2 separate regions of the Mus musculus genome follow, and region 2 is linked to region 1. A link is a loop called in an ENCODE intact Hi-C map of the cell type or tissue named here. Cell type or tissue: heart. All regions are shown on one strand.

Evidence for each region. Hi-C counts contacts between places; a loop is a spot of excess contacts. Peaks named below come from ENCODE experiments on the same cell type or tissue, not always from the same donor. Only the 100,000 strongest peaks of a DNase experiment are listed, where the experiment ranks them.
Region 2: it touches region 1 in a loop (2.4-fold over the local background); 2 of 42 quality-filtered maps call a loop at or near these places.

What each region holds. Positions count from the first base shown.
Region 1 is chr10:20,148,447-20,156,446 of GRCm38, reverse strand. It overlaps a transcript of Map7 not described here. Among named protein-coding and RNA genes, the nearest start is that of Map7, 19 kb to the left of the region's middle. In heart, CTCF peaks have their summits at 4,159 and 7,654 (motif pointing left); DNase peaks (open chromatin) are centred at 7,086 and 7,386; H3K4me3 peaks cover 2,128 bases; H3K27ac peaks cover 1,386 bases; H3K27me3 peaks cover 639 bases.
Region 2 is chr10:20,310,264-20,318,263 of GRCm38, reverse strand. Bclaf1 (BCL2-associated transcription factor 1) reads right to left here and starts at 5,795. Exons shown (of 13, transcript NM_001025392.1): 1 at 5,660-5,795; 2 at 153-256. In heart, CTCF peaks have their summits at 2,187 (motif pointing left) and 3,296 (motif pointing left); DNase peaks (open chromatin) are centred at 5,283, 5,873 and 6,223; H3K4me3 peaks cover 3,242 bases; H3K27ac peaks cover 2,859 bases.

The DNA of each region.
Region 1 (8,000 bases):
ATTATTCCAGAGCTGTGAGGTGGAGACAGAAGGACTGGGGGCGAGGCTTGCCTCCTTAATCAATGAGTTTCTGTCTCAGGAATAGGCATAGAGTGATGAAGCAGTCCAGCCACATTAACACGCACAGGTGTATAAACCTTACACACTCATATATATGCCCGAATTATACACGCTATACTCTCAAACATACACATAAACAAGAAATAATGAAAAAGTAAAACTTGAAGTAACACCTAATTAAAAAATCTAATTTTTCAACTAGTTCTGAATTTAAATACATATTAAAGAGAATAATCCTTAACAGGAAAAAGCAGTGAAATGTCATTTAATTTACATTGCAAACAACTAAACATTATAAGGAAAATTATAAATAGTAATTTATAATAGTAAGGCGGTAGGAGGCACATTGCTGGGGAGTAGAGCCTTAAACTGGAGAACAAGTCTCACTGCAACAAGCACGAAGACCTGGTCCCTGACAGAGATAAAGAGTTCAGCGACAGACTACAGGCACTGAGAGCATTTCACAAACTGGAGATTAACACAAAGCATTCATCTTGATAACAGAGTGAGTCCCAAGAAATGGGATCACAAGACAAGATATACAACCAGTATTCCCAGCTTGCTTTCTTTTCATTTTTCTAGATCCAGGGTCTCACTAGCTGGCCTGGTACTTACTATGTAGACTCATGGAGACCATGAGGGGAGCCCGCCCTGCAGGCCAGCATCACCACGCCAGGCTATTTACAATATTCTAATACAAAAGCTCCTTGTCAGGTCTAGGGATGAGAGTACAGATGCCCCGGAGAGGAGAGAGAAGGGCACTGGCACGGGTCCTCTGTGTGAAAGTGCGTCGGCTCACAATCTCAGAGCACAGGCTGCACAGGAAGGAAGAAAGGCCTTGGGGATAAGAGAAAAGGAGATGAAGCCAAGATGGGCGTCAGACAGACTCTAGAGCTGGGAATATAGCTGGTGATCAAGAACTTGTCTGATATGGACCTGGCCCTGAGCTCAGTTCCCAGAATCACAGAACAGCAAGCCACCAAACAGAACCCTGGGTTCTGGGCTCAACATGACCTCATTTCAGAGACTGCATTAGCATCAAGCAAAAAATATCTCACTTTGAAGCAATTACAGCTTACTTAAAAAACTTAGTGGAGTGACTAAAATGAAAACCATCAAATCAACAAAATATACAAGGGCCGAAAAGGATGCAGAACAATCTCACAGGACGCTCACAGAAAAAGGTGTACAGCCACCCTAGAAGTGGCAACGTCTTACACAATCACATTGGAGACAACAATGTAAGTATCTGCCATAAATGAAACCAGTGACGTAAAAACCAACATACGAATATTTGCAACAGTTGTTTCTCCTACCCAAACCTAGGAGTGACTGGACGTCCTTAAGTTGGGGACAGGGAAGCACTAGGTGCTAGGGCAGGGAACTACCAATGCACATCACGGTGTGCTCAGATCTCAAATACATTAGGCTGTGGGGGCGGGGGGCGGCACCCCTGCAAAGGTTACATGGTATGCTTCCACTTAAGACTCTGGGAAAAGTCAAAGCAAAGATGGAAAATAGATCAGTGGGTGGGAAATGAGCCAGAGGGAGCTCTGGAAGACAAGACTCTAAGCCCTATCGACAGTGATGGTTATACATCTATAGCTACGTTGACAGTCTACTGAAACAACACATTTAAAAAACAATTAAAAACTCCTTTACTAGCCGGGCATGCCTTAAATCCCAACACTCGGGAGGCAGAGGCAGGCAGATTTCTGAGTTCGAGGCCAGCCTGGTCTACAAAGTGAGTTCCAGGACAGCCAGGGCTATACAGAGAAACCCTGTCTCAGAAAAAACAAAACAAAACAAAACAAAAAACAAAAAAACCAAAAACAAAAAACCCACCTCTACTTATTCGAGAATTTCTAATGTATTGATTTTTTTTTTCTGGCAACTTTTATGGAACGGTCTACTGGGCTATCTCATCTTTCCAATGCTCAATCTATTAATCATTATTATAAAGGATGTGCCCCCAACTCTTGGACCAACTGAAATTCCTCTGCTAGGAGAAACCAGTGGAAACCTCAATCCAAAGTAATGGCTTTAAAATATCATTTCAGTTTTGGAATGTTTGACCTTTTTGTCCCTCTTGGGCATCTCTCACTTCTCTGACTTGGCTGTCTGTCCCTCCTCCATTTTGAATGGTTGTCTATCCTGTCTGCAGTTTTTCTTTCTGATCTTTCCTGGAGTGGCCTTCAGACCTGACCTCGTGTCTGTTCCTGCAGGTTCACCAGTTAACTATCTGGCATCACTACTGACACTTTTCCACCTTTTCTTTTACTCAGTTGTACTCACTAATATGTTCGGGTCAAGCTTAAACTAATGAACCAATTAAAAGTGGATCGCCTTGTGTCTTCTTTTTACCTGTGATCCTCTGACATCTCAGAGTCCCAAACCGGCCTCCTTTTTTTATACCCACTGACAGGCCAGTGCCTACCTAGCTCTATCCAGGGACCTCAGAGTTAAGTCTGGAGACCAAACTCTCTCTCCTTTCTTCCTCCATCTGGTCTACACAGCTGCTCTGAAAAGAAGCTCTCCTTCCAGGTTCCAGAGCAAACCGGCACCTCCCGAACTCAAGCACAGCTGTCCCAAATGGGCAGGGTAGGAGGAAAAGGACCTCCCTAGGAGAGGGTGTGTTTGTGCTAATTGTGCAACCCAGCTCTTTAATTCTGATTAACAAAGCTTTATCAAGACAAGCCTTCCTGCTCCAACAATACTGTTCTAGCCTCTTGGCTTGACCTTTGGCCTCAACATATCCATCATGCCTAACTGATTTCCCTGAACACTCACTTTGAGCCTTTCACATTTGTCCTGTCAAGAAACTTTAGCTCCTCTCCTGTATGCCTTTATTTCCCCTCCTCCTCCCTCTGACCACACATCACTCCCTGTTGTTTGGCGGTTAAGTGCTAGCTGCAGCAGGTGCTCCGGGATGACCACAGCCAGAGTGGTCCATCCTTCCTCCACTGAACCCTCACGACCCGTACACATTGGCCTGTGGATTTCCTTACTAAACTCAAAGATCATATTCATCAACCTTCCAAACTCCGTCATTTTAATAACCCATGGAAAGTACACATTCTTGGTTAAATTAGTCTAAGCCTCGATGTCTTTAGTTCTTGTACTAACAAGACTTGAGTATGTTTTTTAAAGCTCTTCGAATAATTTGTTTTCAGGTATCATGACACAAGTGTGTGAATTCTTTAGAGACCATGCCAGTGTAAATTTGCGTTTCACACACATACCTAAGCTATGACAACAGCTGACTTCTCTTCAACTTACCAGTGGTTCTCAGGAGAGAACCACTGACTTAGCGAGATGTGAAGTTTGCCCCCTGAAGCAGCAGCAATTCTAGCTTCTAGGATCTGAATTTCAATAGGGAGGGGCTTACGTCACAGCATAAGCACAACCTGAGTGTCTACTTTCTATGCTTATTTGGGGACAACAGAGGCCCTTCTGGCTTAAATAAAGATCACTTTTTACTCTGGAAAATTTCATACAAGATACATGACCACAGTAAGAAAGTCTAAGTCTGGGCTGGAGAGATGGCTCAGTGGTTAAGAGCAGTGACTGCTCTTCTAGAGGTCCCAAGTTCCAATTCCCAGCACCCACATGGTGGCTCACAACCATCTGTAATAGGATCTGATGGCCTCTTCTGGTATATCTGAAGACAGTGACAGTGTACTCATATACATAAAATAAATAAATGTTAAAAAAAAGGGGGAGGGGGGGAGTCTAAGTCTTTCCACCAAGAATCCTGATTTTTAAAAACAACAACAACAAACAAACTCCATTCTAGGTTGTAAGTAATATCTTCCAATAGAATGGCAACAGATCTCACCAAAACATATGGGCATTAATTTATTCCTTGCACATCAGACTTTGGGCATCACAGATTAATCAAAAGCAGCATGAAACTTTAGCTCTGTGGTCTTTTTAAAGGAGGTTGGCAAATGGGATTTGCTCTGTGTAGCTGATTTCCATAGCTTGGAATCATACTAGGTGACACACAGAATTCCAGCTCCTAGTTTTGTGATGTGATGACCTAGGAATTTGCTCAAAATAATATTCTAATAAAAAGGACTTGACATCCTCTAGTGGTGAAACACAAATCTGTTTCTAAGACAACAGCATTTTCTAGTTCTTGCTTCCCTTTGACTATGGACAAGGAAAATACCCCCGTAAACCAAGAGAATGGTTCTACCTCAAGAAAAATGACTTTTTAAAAAATAATATAATTGTAAAAATTATAACATCATCACAACCCTTGAGCAAAAGCTAAACATATCTGCAGAACTGTTTTCTGAATGTTGCATTGATATAGTACCCTTTAAATACATACTATGCTGCCAAAGTTCACTCTATTTGAGTCCTATACATACACAAACATAGGCCTTTAATCTTGAACATATCACAGGTATTGTTTCTGTAATAACCCGAGATTTTAACCTCAAGTCTTGAAATACAGCCTTAGCACAAGGACATAATTTAAGAACCACTCAAGGTTGGATTCTACCTCAAAGTAATTATATACAAAAGGAATACAAAGGGAATGCGTCAGGAAAGAAGTTGCTGTTTGTGGCTGAGAAAGAGGACACACAGGGAATCTGGGACTTAGGAGGCTGAGGTGGCGAGCTCGGCAGGAGGACTCCAGGAATACATGGCAAGATCCCCATCTCAAGCAAAAAAGACAAAGGAAAAAAAAAGTGGCATTTTGAGGTGGTAACTCTTACTTCTTGGTGGCAATAAAACACAGGCTTAGGTACCCCTCTCATTCAATAAATTCCATATAAACCTATGATTTAAAAATAATAAATTGGGGGGCCGGAGAGATGGCATAGCATTTAAGAGCACTGACTGCTCTTCCAGAGGTCCTGAGTTCAATTCCCAGCAACCACATGGTGGCTCACAACCATCTGTAATGGGATCTGATGCCCTCTTCTGGTGTGTCTGAAGACAGCTGCAGTGTACTCATATGAATAAACATAAATAAATAAATAAATCTTTAAAAAATAAATTGGAGTGTTTGAATGTGTATAATGTGAAATGTGAGTATAAAACTGAAGTTCTACATTCAGATAAAAGTCACAGGTTTTACACGTATAGAGCATAAGTTGTCAACATTCAAACAACCTGTGTTCTCTCAAAATAGGGTCGCCTGGATTTTAAACAATACATTTCCAAGTCAGGGAGACAGCTCTGAAGGTTAAGAAGCCTGCAGGTAAAGAGGTCTGCGGACCCGAGGCCAGTCACTAGGACCTACACAGCGTAAAGAGAACCGATTCCCACAGGTTGTTCTCCAGCTCCCCCCACACAAATACACAAAATAAATGTAGTTAAAATATGCTAAGAGCCAAGCATAATGGCTTACTCTACTGGTATTTCCACTAGAGGTAGAAGAATTTTGAGTTTGAGGTGAAGTCTGGGATAAATCAGAGTTAAAGCCTAGTATGTACCTAAATATGGAGACTGTCTCAAAAAAACCAAACTAAACCAAAAGCACACTTTACATTTCCTTTCTTTAGCATCCACCGGCACAGGTGTTGTTGAATACTAAAAGCAAAAATAGAAAAATGGGGGAAAATACATGACCAGAAATATATAATATACACACACCTATGTATTTATGTGTTGGTCATATATGAAACATGTTTATTTGAACTTTAAATTTCAAGGCAAAGATGTGGAGGAAATGTAATAGCCAATAAATTCTACTATTAATGAAGAGCGTATTTCAGGCTGGTGGATGAGTTAATGTTTAGGTAAAGGCACTTGTTGCCAAACCTAAGTTTCGGTCTGAGAATCCACTCTTAACAAGTTACCTTCTGATCTCCCACACGCATACAACGCACACACACACACCCATACACACACACACACACACAACAAAGTAAATAAATATAAAATTTAAGAAGACTTAAGAACACATGGTTGATTTTGCATCCAGTTAAGACACATGAATCGTTCATTCCTTAACACGATCGGGCACGGGATATACTCCAGTTGCAAGTTCGTTTATGTCTGAACAAGTACCAATGCAGATCTACAAAGCATTCAAGGACAAACCAATGCCTATTAAATCACTAACTTTTTACCTCCAGAAGCTGTTACTTATCTGTGTCTTATTCACAACTAAGAATGCCCTGGGCTGGGCAGCCGGTAGAGCTTCCAGCTCATTAAGCTCCCTAAACAATTACTCAGGCATCGCCTCTACACCCAGACCAAAATAACGATCACCGATCTTTCAAACGCAGAAGACAAAAATCAACCACCTTTCAGGATGTAGCGGGACATGGAAATAAATTCAGGACACTGTCAATCTTAACCTCAGGTGGAAATCGTTAGAGTTTAGGTACATTCGCAGATACATACTGGAAAACACTAAGCTCTACGGGTCTTGCGTGTTAAAAATAAGCACGCCCTCTAAATGTTGTGGTGGGGGTGGGAGGTGGAGCGAGTTTTGCATTTAGAAAACAATCACTTCTGGTTGTGGGTGTACAGAAGCAGTAACAGCTTGCAACTGCGGGGTCTGCAACTTAACATTTCTTTAAAATAACAAGGCGCCTCCCGCCCCCACGCCAAGGGTAGGAAGGTACGAGAACGGCTTACTTGGCCAAGGATTAGAACAGGGGGTTAAGAGGGAGGGTATGATGCGCAATACAGTTCCGGACAACGAAGAACAAAATCACGAGGGGGTGTGGGGGGACTTGGCTTCATGTTAAGGCGAGATGGATACGAGTGCGAAGACCTTCCGAGGCTGTGAGCTATGTCCCTGCGTGTCCCCGGTGGCTGTGCTGGAGGCAGATTGTCAACAGCGAGCCCCGGAGGCAGAGCCAAGGCTCCAGCTCTGGCTTTAGAGCCACAGGAAGAGTCGGGCTCCGTGCTCTGAGTGAAGGCCGAGTGCCGAGGTCCGGAGCCGGTCAGCCGCTCACCGCTCAGCCATCCGCCGGGCGCCTCGGCTCGGGCCCCGCTCGTCCGCCCCGCTCCCCTGGCCGCCCTGGGCGCCCCCGCCGCTCGGAGGCTCAGACTCTCACTCTTCCCGGGACCCCCGACAGCCCCCGGCGCGCCCCAGCCGCTCGGCGGCTCAGATTCTCACGGTTCCCCGACCTCCCCGGCGCGCCCCCGACCACCCCGCGCGCCCCCGACCTCCCTCCCGCGCGCCCAGGCCTGCTTCCACCTGTTGTGGCCCGCGGGCGCTCGGCGGTCGACAGTAGCGCGGACCCCGAGGGGTCGCTGGCTCCGGGGATCGCGACCCCCACCCACTCCCGCGACCCCCGCGACCCCCCTCCCGTCCGGATCGCGCCGTCACCTGGGTCGCTGTGCGTAGCGCCGTCGCCGCCCCTGTGGCCGTCGCCGCCAGCTCCCTGCTCCGCCATGGTGCTCCGATGACGCGCCGGGAGAGCCGCTCCGCCCTCTCTCCCTCGGCTTCGCTCCCGCCGGGCCCCCGCCCCCGGGGCCCGCGGCCCAGACAGGTGAGCGGCGGCCTGCGCGGGCGTGGGGCGGGGACGGCGAGCGCTGGCCCGACGCCGCCGGGGCTCGGCGCGCCCCCTGGCGGGCAGGTGCGGCGTCGCAGGCGCCCCGACGGACGAGGTCGGAGCTAGTGTCCCAGGCGGCGGGTCCTAGCCACCGCCGCGCCCGAGCGAGCGAGCGCGACGAGCGGCCACCCGCAGCCCCGGTGCGGCGGCGGCGGCGGCGTTCGAGCGCTCTGTTCCCCTTTGAACTCTGAAGCCGCCAGGTCACCGTGCGGACTGGAGTTCGTGGCGACAGTCGCCCAAGGAGCCGATGCCACGTGGAGAGCTGAAGTACACCGGCTGAGCTCCGCGCCGCGATCCCAACTCCGCCTGTGTTTTGGGAAACCTTCGCCGGTGACCCTAGCTTTTCCGTGTCTGATGGTCCAGCACGCACGTTAGTGAATCCTCTAGTGACTGGCGTGGCGTTTCTTT
Region 2 (8,000 bases), 160 kb before region 1:
GGGCCTTGTGCTCATTAGGCAAGAACCCTACTTCTTGAGCCACCTCCATGGCCAGTTTCTAACCCTCTTAATCACTTCATCTGATTCAGGTTGACCGTCAAGTTTCTCAACTTAGTCACAAGTAAAACCTAGAGAACATAAATGTCTTTTACCTTGGGCTTTCTGCAGGATCCAGAAGTCAGTGATGTCTTTGAGACACTACCAAGATTCTTCTTGTAGAAAATGTTATGGGAAACTAAACTCTAAATTCAAATACCTAAGCAAAAATTAAATAAAAAAAAGAGAAGTTTGAGTTTATGGTAAACCAGATATGCATTGGTTATAATACACATATTAGGCATACTCCAGTACTGAAATTATCGGCATGTACCTTGCCTGACTTGGGTAGCAATAAGCGTTTGATCATAATTTAACTAAGGAGACCATGGTGGCAAACAATCCTAGCACTTGCCAAGCTGAACAGGAGAATGGTGATTGAGTTTAGCCTGAGCTATGATATAGCAACAGCCTATGTGACAAAAGAGGACAGAGATATGGCTCATCGTGCACTAGCTGCTATTCTCTGCTATGACCGTTCAATTCTCAGAACCCAAATGGTCATTCACGCCCCTCCCCCACCCGCCGCTATCTCCAGTTCCAAGGGATCTGACACCCTCTTCAGACCTCCAAAAGCAACAAGCAGGAACCTGGTACAGACCTACATGCAGACAAACATAAAATAAAATAATTAAACCAACAATAATACCTATAATCCACAAATTAGGGCAAAAAGGCAGAGATTCAGTCTAAGTTCATCCTCAGTTATACAGTGAGTTTGGAGCTCCTAGGCTACAAGAGATCCCACAAACACAACTGTCAAAAAAAGGAAAAAAAAACTGTCTACTTACAACACAGCAGAGTATCATGTAACTGATACCTGAATTTTAACTACAGTCACCTGACCTTTACAGAACAAATGTCATTACAGCCTGCAGCTATATGTAATAATGCTGTAAATAATAATGTATGTAATAATGCTGTATTTTCTAACACCTACAACAGCTTAATACTCTGTTCATTTCCTTAAAACTTCCTTTTATCTAAAACCAACTTTTAAGAATTCCTTCAACTGCAAGCACAGTAACAAAGTCTTACACAAGAATCTGATTAACCATCTAAGAAACAGGCCAAGGCCAGGAGGTGGTGGCGCACGCCTTCAATCCCAGCACTTGGGAGGCAGAGGCAGGTGGATTTCTGAATTCGAGGCCAGCCTGATCTACAGAGTGAGTTCCAGGACAACCACGGCTACACAGAGAAACCCTGCCTCAAAAAGCCAAATGAATGAATGAATGAATCCATAAATATCTTAGAACCTTTTTTGGAATAATGTGTAAAAGTGGCCAGAAAACAAGTGACTTCAAGCGTGGTGACAAATACTTCCAAAGCCTGGGCTACCTCAAAAAGTTAAAAAGAAAAAAAAATTGTTGTAAAGGCATTGTATGTATCCCATCTATAAATCCAGTCTCTTGTCCTAGGACTCAAAAGGCAGAGACAAGAGTATCCCAACAAGTTCAAGAACAGTTCAGTCCATAGCGAAGGCTCTCAGTTAAGTTCAGTCTATAGAGAAGGCTCTCAGTTAAGGCTAATCAAGTTAGAGCTTCCTCAAAAACAAAATTTTAAAAACAAAAACAAAACAACAAACAAAAACAAAAAACTAACACAAAGCTGCTTACAATTTCAAACATAAGTCTTCATTTAGCAATATTAGCACCCAAACTTAAAGCAAATTACTGCCATCACATCTTTTAAAATAGAAAAATACACCGTAGCTAATACTCACTCATTAAATGACAGCTCAACATTTGGTATCTTGATCTCTTTCAATCTTTGTATAAAATAAGGTATTTGCAAGTTTATGGTTAAATAATAAATAGAAAAGGCTAACCCGGCACATGGTGTGTGCTCTGCCATTAGTTATAATTTCTGGTTAGCCTTTTTATAGGGTTTCTACAGGCTACCCATAATTTATTTCAAAAACTTGTCTATTTAAGCTTTTTCCTATGTTTTCAATATAGTATTAACAAGTATTCTATAAAAGTCATTCCAGGGATGTTTAATAAAATGTTTGCAAGTTTGATTTAAAATGTATCACAGTGGCTCAGTGGGTAAGAGCACCCGACTGCTCTTCCGAAGAAATCCCAGCAACCACATGGTGGCTCACAACCATCCCTAACGAGATCTGACTCCCTCTTCTGGAGTGTCTGAAGACAGCTACAGTGTACTTACATATAATAAATAAATAAATCTAAAAAAAAATAAAAAAATAAAAAAATAAAATAAAATAAAATGTATCACAGAATAAACAAACAAAATACAAAATTCTGAAAATAAGCAGAATATGGAAATCCACTTAATTATCTTAGCTGTTGATTTATTTGGTTTTTTGAAACAGGGTTTCTCTATACACCCCTGGCTGTCCTGGAATTCACTCTATGGACAGGCTGGCTTCAAACTCAAAGACCCTCCAGCCTGCCTCTGAGTGCTGGGATTATAGGCTTGAGCGAATATACCCGGCTGTTTTACTTTTGTACCAAAAGCCTTCCATAATAAAAAGCAAAATAGATTAGTCACACACTTTTAGTTTGGTCCAGCTACTTATCACCCTGGTCTTTTTTTTTTTTGTTTGTTTGGTTTTTTTTTTTAAAGACTGAACTAAGAACCACGGCACATTCTAAACCAAGCTGTGCCACTCCTGGCTTATGTAGTCTTAAGTTTTACACCTTTTGGGGGTTCCATCTACAAAAATAGAGAAATAATGAATTAAGTAAATTGGTGTTAGAAAGCCCTAAACTGGGCTGGAGAGCTGGTTCGACAGTTAAGAGCACTGACTGAGGCCGGGCGTGGTGGCGCACACCTTTAATCCCAGCACTCGGGAGGCAGAGGCAGGCGGACTTCTGAGTTCGAGGCCAGCCTAGTCTACAAAGTGAGTTCCAGGACAGCCAGAACTATACAGAGAAACCCTGTCTCGAAAAACCAAAAAAAAAAAAAGCACTGACTGCTCTTCCAGAGGTCCCGAGTTCAATTTCCAACATCTGTAATGAGATCTCATGCCCTCTTTTGGTGTGTCTGAAGACAGCTACAGTGTACTAATATACATAAAATGAGCCTTAAAAAAAAAAAAAAAAGTCGGGCTAGAGATGGCTCAGCAGTTAGGAGCACTGACTGCTCTTCCAAAGATCCTGAGTTCAATTCCCAGCAACCACATGGTGGCTCACAGCCATCCTTAATGAGACCTGGCGCCCTCTTCTGGTGCATCTGAATAATAAATAAATAAATCTATAAAAAAAAGTCCTAAGACATTAAGTAAGATCAATATTATTACTTATAAAGTTCACAGACTTATTTTCAATGTTGAATCAAAAATATTAAATGCCTATAACTCAAATACTCAGTGTTTTTAAGATTGTTTAAGAAGCTAGAACCAGCAACACACAAACCCATATCCTCCAACCACAACCACTTACAATTACTACTCAGAGATACAATGATCTTCTAGATTCTCTTATTAACCAGTACAATTGCTACCCAGAGATATACTGGTCTTCTAGATTCTCTCATTAACCAATCATAAAAATTACACAGCAGATTTCAGATAGTGGATAGTATTCCATCAATGATTTCAAATACAGTTCCTGGGAATTACCAATCAAAAGATCTATATAAACAACTGGAAAAAGCTTTCTCCACTTATTTTACATCACAGATAATCTAATGCAGCTTAGTTTGCTTGCTCCCCACAATAAGTTTTTCAATAAATTCAACTAGATACTAGCCTAAAAAGCAGTGCTTTTTCCAGATCGGCTTTCAAGTCCTAAAATTAACTTCTGCTTTCTAAGACAAAAGTCAACTCTAGGACAGGGGATATGCTTAGCTGACAGAGCTTTTCAGCACACACAAAGCCCCGGGTTTGATTCTCAGCACCACATACACTGGGTATGTATGGTGGCTGGAGCCTGTTATTCCAACACTGGAAATCTCAGCTGTTTACTAAAAACGACTTTAGAGACATCCTTCCCAGCACACTACCCTGAATTTGGTTAGAATCACACAAAAAATGCAAACTGGTAAGTCTTTAAAGGTCCTTTATTGCGTAACAGTACCAACTATCCCAGTTAGGGCTAATCTAGAATACAAGCTCATAGTGAGGACAAGACATTTTGTTCTACGATTCCCTTTTAATACAAAAATATATATGCTGTACCAACAGGATGTGAGTCTGAAGTGACTAACAGGTTTTTTTTCCCTTTCAATTTTTCTCCTTTTCAATTCTAATAGAAAACTTTAAATTTAAAGGTAGAAAGTACAGGTCCTCACTTTAACTAGATAAACTTAAAATATGTTGGGTATGAATTTGCACATCTATAACCCAAACACATATATACATGGAGAACCCGTAGTTCGAAGCCACTTGGACCCAAGAAGATCGTCTAGGGTACAGAAATCCAATATTCTGGTCACTCCCCAGACCAAGAAAACAAATCTTAAAACTCAGCTGGGGTGACGAAGAAGTGACGAAAAAAAAATACTATTATCCCACCACTCCCGAAGCTAAGGCAGGAGATTAACTGGGAGTTCAAGGCCAGCACTGAGTGACAGAACTATAACCTTCTTCCTTCACCCATTTATCCCCCCAATCACCGCTGCCAATATCCTCAATTTCTAAAGTGTGCTAACTCTTACCAAAAAAGGTAGCCGGGGCGGTGGTGGCGCACGCCTTTAATCCCAACACTTGGGAGGCAGAGGCAGGCGGATTTCTGTTCGAGGCCAGCCTGGTCTACAGAGTGAGTTCCAGGACAGCCAGGGCTACACAGAGAAACCCTGTCTGGAAAAACAAGAAAAAAAAAAAAAAAAAAAGGTATGTCAGCGCTTGGATTACTGAGAAAGGGCCCCTCTCTTAGTCGCATCCCGCTAGAAACTGGAACTACGCACCTACTGATCGGCTACAACAGTGAGTTGGTAGGGAGCCAAAACGAAAAACTTTGGCGCCAACACCCAGGTGTCTGCTACAAACAGATCGAAAGCCTTCATCTGATTAAGCCTGGCCTAAACCGACATATGTACCCCATAGAGGCGAGGGAGGCGGCTTAACCGCCACGCACGACGTGGCTGATTCCGTTGCTTAACTTTGTCGCAGCTCGCCGTTATCTCCTCCGAGTCCCAAAGGCTAGGACCAGGAAGGAAGACGCCTCCCCCAAGGCCAACAACAAGCAAGGCTCGGAAACTAACACACGCGGCGGCGTTGCCATGGGCAGGGAAGAAAGGGGAAAAAAGCACGCGTGCGCAGAGCCCTGGGCCGGGCGCGCGCAGGAGTCCCAGCCGAGGCCGTGGGGGAAGGGTCGGCGAGCGGTTTGCGCACGCGCACGCCGAGGCCTCCCGGGCTCCGGCCCCGAGCCAGGTTCGCAGCCCGGCCCGCTGGTGGCGCAGCTCCCCCATCCCCCCACCCCGGCGGCCCGCGGCGCCTTCCAGACCCGAGGGAGCGAGGAGGAAAACGCACGAGTAACGGCTCGGGGTCCCCGTTCCCGCCGCCGACCCGTCACCACGCGTCAGAGTTGTCGATACCCAACCGCCCTGTCGCCTCGGCTTTCTCCTTTGAGTGACTCGAATGCGGCGCGAGGCCTACCTGACACGCCGAAGCACGATGTGCGTGCAGGGTTTACCTCCGTGCTAACTACACAGCGGCCATTTCCCGACTCCAGAAGGAGAGGAAGACCATAGAGGCGGCCTCGTCGCGCTAGCTCGGCTCCGTCACTTCCGACTTGGGGCGTGGCCTTCCAGGCCGCTAAATCGCTAGGCAGGCCCCTCCCACCGTCCCGCCCAGGCGCGACTGGCGAACCGCGGTTGAGTGTAGCCCAAGGCTTTCTGGGAAGTCTCGTTGCCCGGTCTCGCGAGGTGTAGCCGACAGGGGGTGGGACAAGGGTGGGGCGGGCCCTGAAGGGCTGGCTGGCTTCTCCGCAGGCGGCTCGGCTTTGTTCGAAGAACAGTCGAGACTGATGTCCCCTGACTTCCGAGCCGCTGTTAGCGAGCCTGGCTCCTTCTGAGGCGGCGACCCAGAGCACGCCAGAAGCTCTCTCACTGAGGAAAAGGCCGGAAAACCGACGACGCAGGGCTGCGTCTGCCCGGAAGCGCCGTCCCTCGGACGCCTAACATGACAGTTACAAGGCAGTCTCTGCCGAGTGGCTTCGGGTGAACTCGCCCCCCGCCCCCTCCCGGGCCGATCGTGAGACTTGGATCGGCTGGGCGACTGCGTCACGGAATGGCTCTTAACTTCCCGGGCGCCGGAGCCTGGCCCCTGAGGCTTTCTCAGAGTTTTGTACGGATCCGGAAACCTCACGCCCTAACTGGATCTGCCAGAATCAGATTATAAACGAAGAAGCCAGGATTGAATTGAAGCAAGTTGCAGACATATTTACCTGCTGTTCTTACCAAAGCAGGACCACTCAAGGGACTAAAGCCGTTATTACGGTGTGATATTTTAGGACAACGTTAAATTCCTTGAAGGATTTCAAAGCTGTAATTGGCAGCCTGTCAGTTAAGTTCAGCATTAGAGTTTGATTCTGATCTTTAACCTTGTTCAGGGCAGCCTGTCCTCACAATCCACTCCACAGTGGAGGAAGTACCTGACTGACCAATGAATCCTGATTTTGATTGTATTTTAATTGGGCAATTGCTCCGCACCCAGCTCCCACTACCATGGTGGAAGCTATGATCTGCGCTATATGCGGGACCCTGATAGGTCTAAAGCATAAAGTAGGAGCTCAGAAAATACTTGTCAAGTAGGTGAGCTGTATTTACATGAAGCACAAAGACAGCACAACTGTGCTATTTTATATTAATGAGACAGCAGGGGCCAATAGCTCTTAATCTATTCAAAATACCAAAATCTAATCACTTTGAAGCTATTAAGTCCTGTGCAATTCTAGTATATGTTGGAAAGTTATCTTTTCATCTAAGGCAATATAATTTTTCGCTCATTAGATCCCCTGTGCTGGGCACTGAACCCGCAGAACCTGCCTGGTACGCGCTACACAATTGTTCAGCCACAGAAGTACACCTTCCTAACCTAACTTTGACCTCAAATAAATCAATGTGTTACCAAAGAAGGAAGACATGGGAACAAATAAATAAGTGGATGTCTAACAAACAGGTTGAGCCTCTGTAAGGAGCTCAGACGGTCAAGGAACCGCTCCCAAGCCCAATACAACCTGAGTTCAATCCCTGGGACCTTTATGGTAGAAGTGTAGTAGGGCCCAAGACAACTCCCTCCATGGCAGAAGTACTATTCAGGCTGTAAAACTCAGCATGTAGGCAGTCCTATCTGCCAAAAGGAAACAAAGACCTAATTCATCGAGGTCTATAGCTCTGGGGAAGTGTATGTGTGCGAAGAAGCTTGTGTTTGGGCATCTGTAGTCCACATCTAGTTAACTGCTTTTCTTAAATGAAGTCTGTCAACCCAGAACACGGTTTTTGTGCCTCTCACCCTGATAAAGCCAAGGACTACACACTCGGATCTGGAACACTCAGACAGCTAATATACTTTCCATTGCCTTAAAACCATGTCCAAGCAGTCTTCCCTGTTGAAAACTTCACAGCAGAAGGACAGAACAGATTCCTAAAGGTTGTCCTCTGACCCTGTCTACAGGGAGTTGTAGCATATAACCACTCCATACACTTAGGCAAATGTATGTGAATAATTTCTTAAAGAAATAAAAGATGAACTAGATTTATTTTATATGTGATGTTTTTTAAACCAAGCTTCAAGGTTCTTGTTTAATAGATATTCATTTTATTTGATTTTTCAAAACCTGAAATGCCACCATAAATTGTCATACGTGGAAAGATCCAAATGGAAAGTTGGACATTTCCTAAAAATAGAAAATTTTCCAAGAAGAAATATAGATTGTAAAGTTGCCAACCTTACTAATACACAAATGAATGCTGCAGTAATGTTTTATGACCTATAA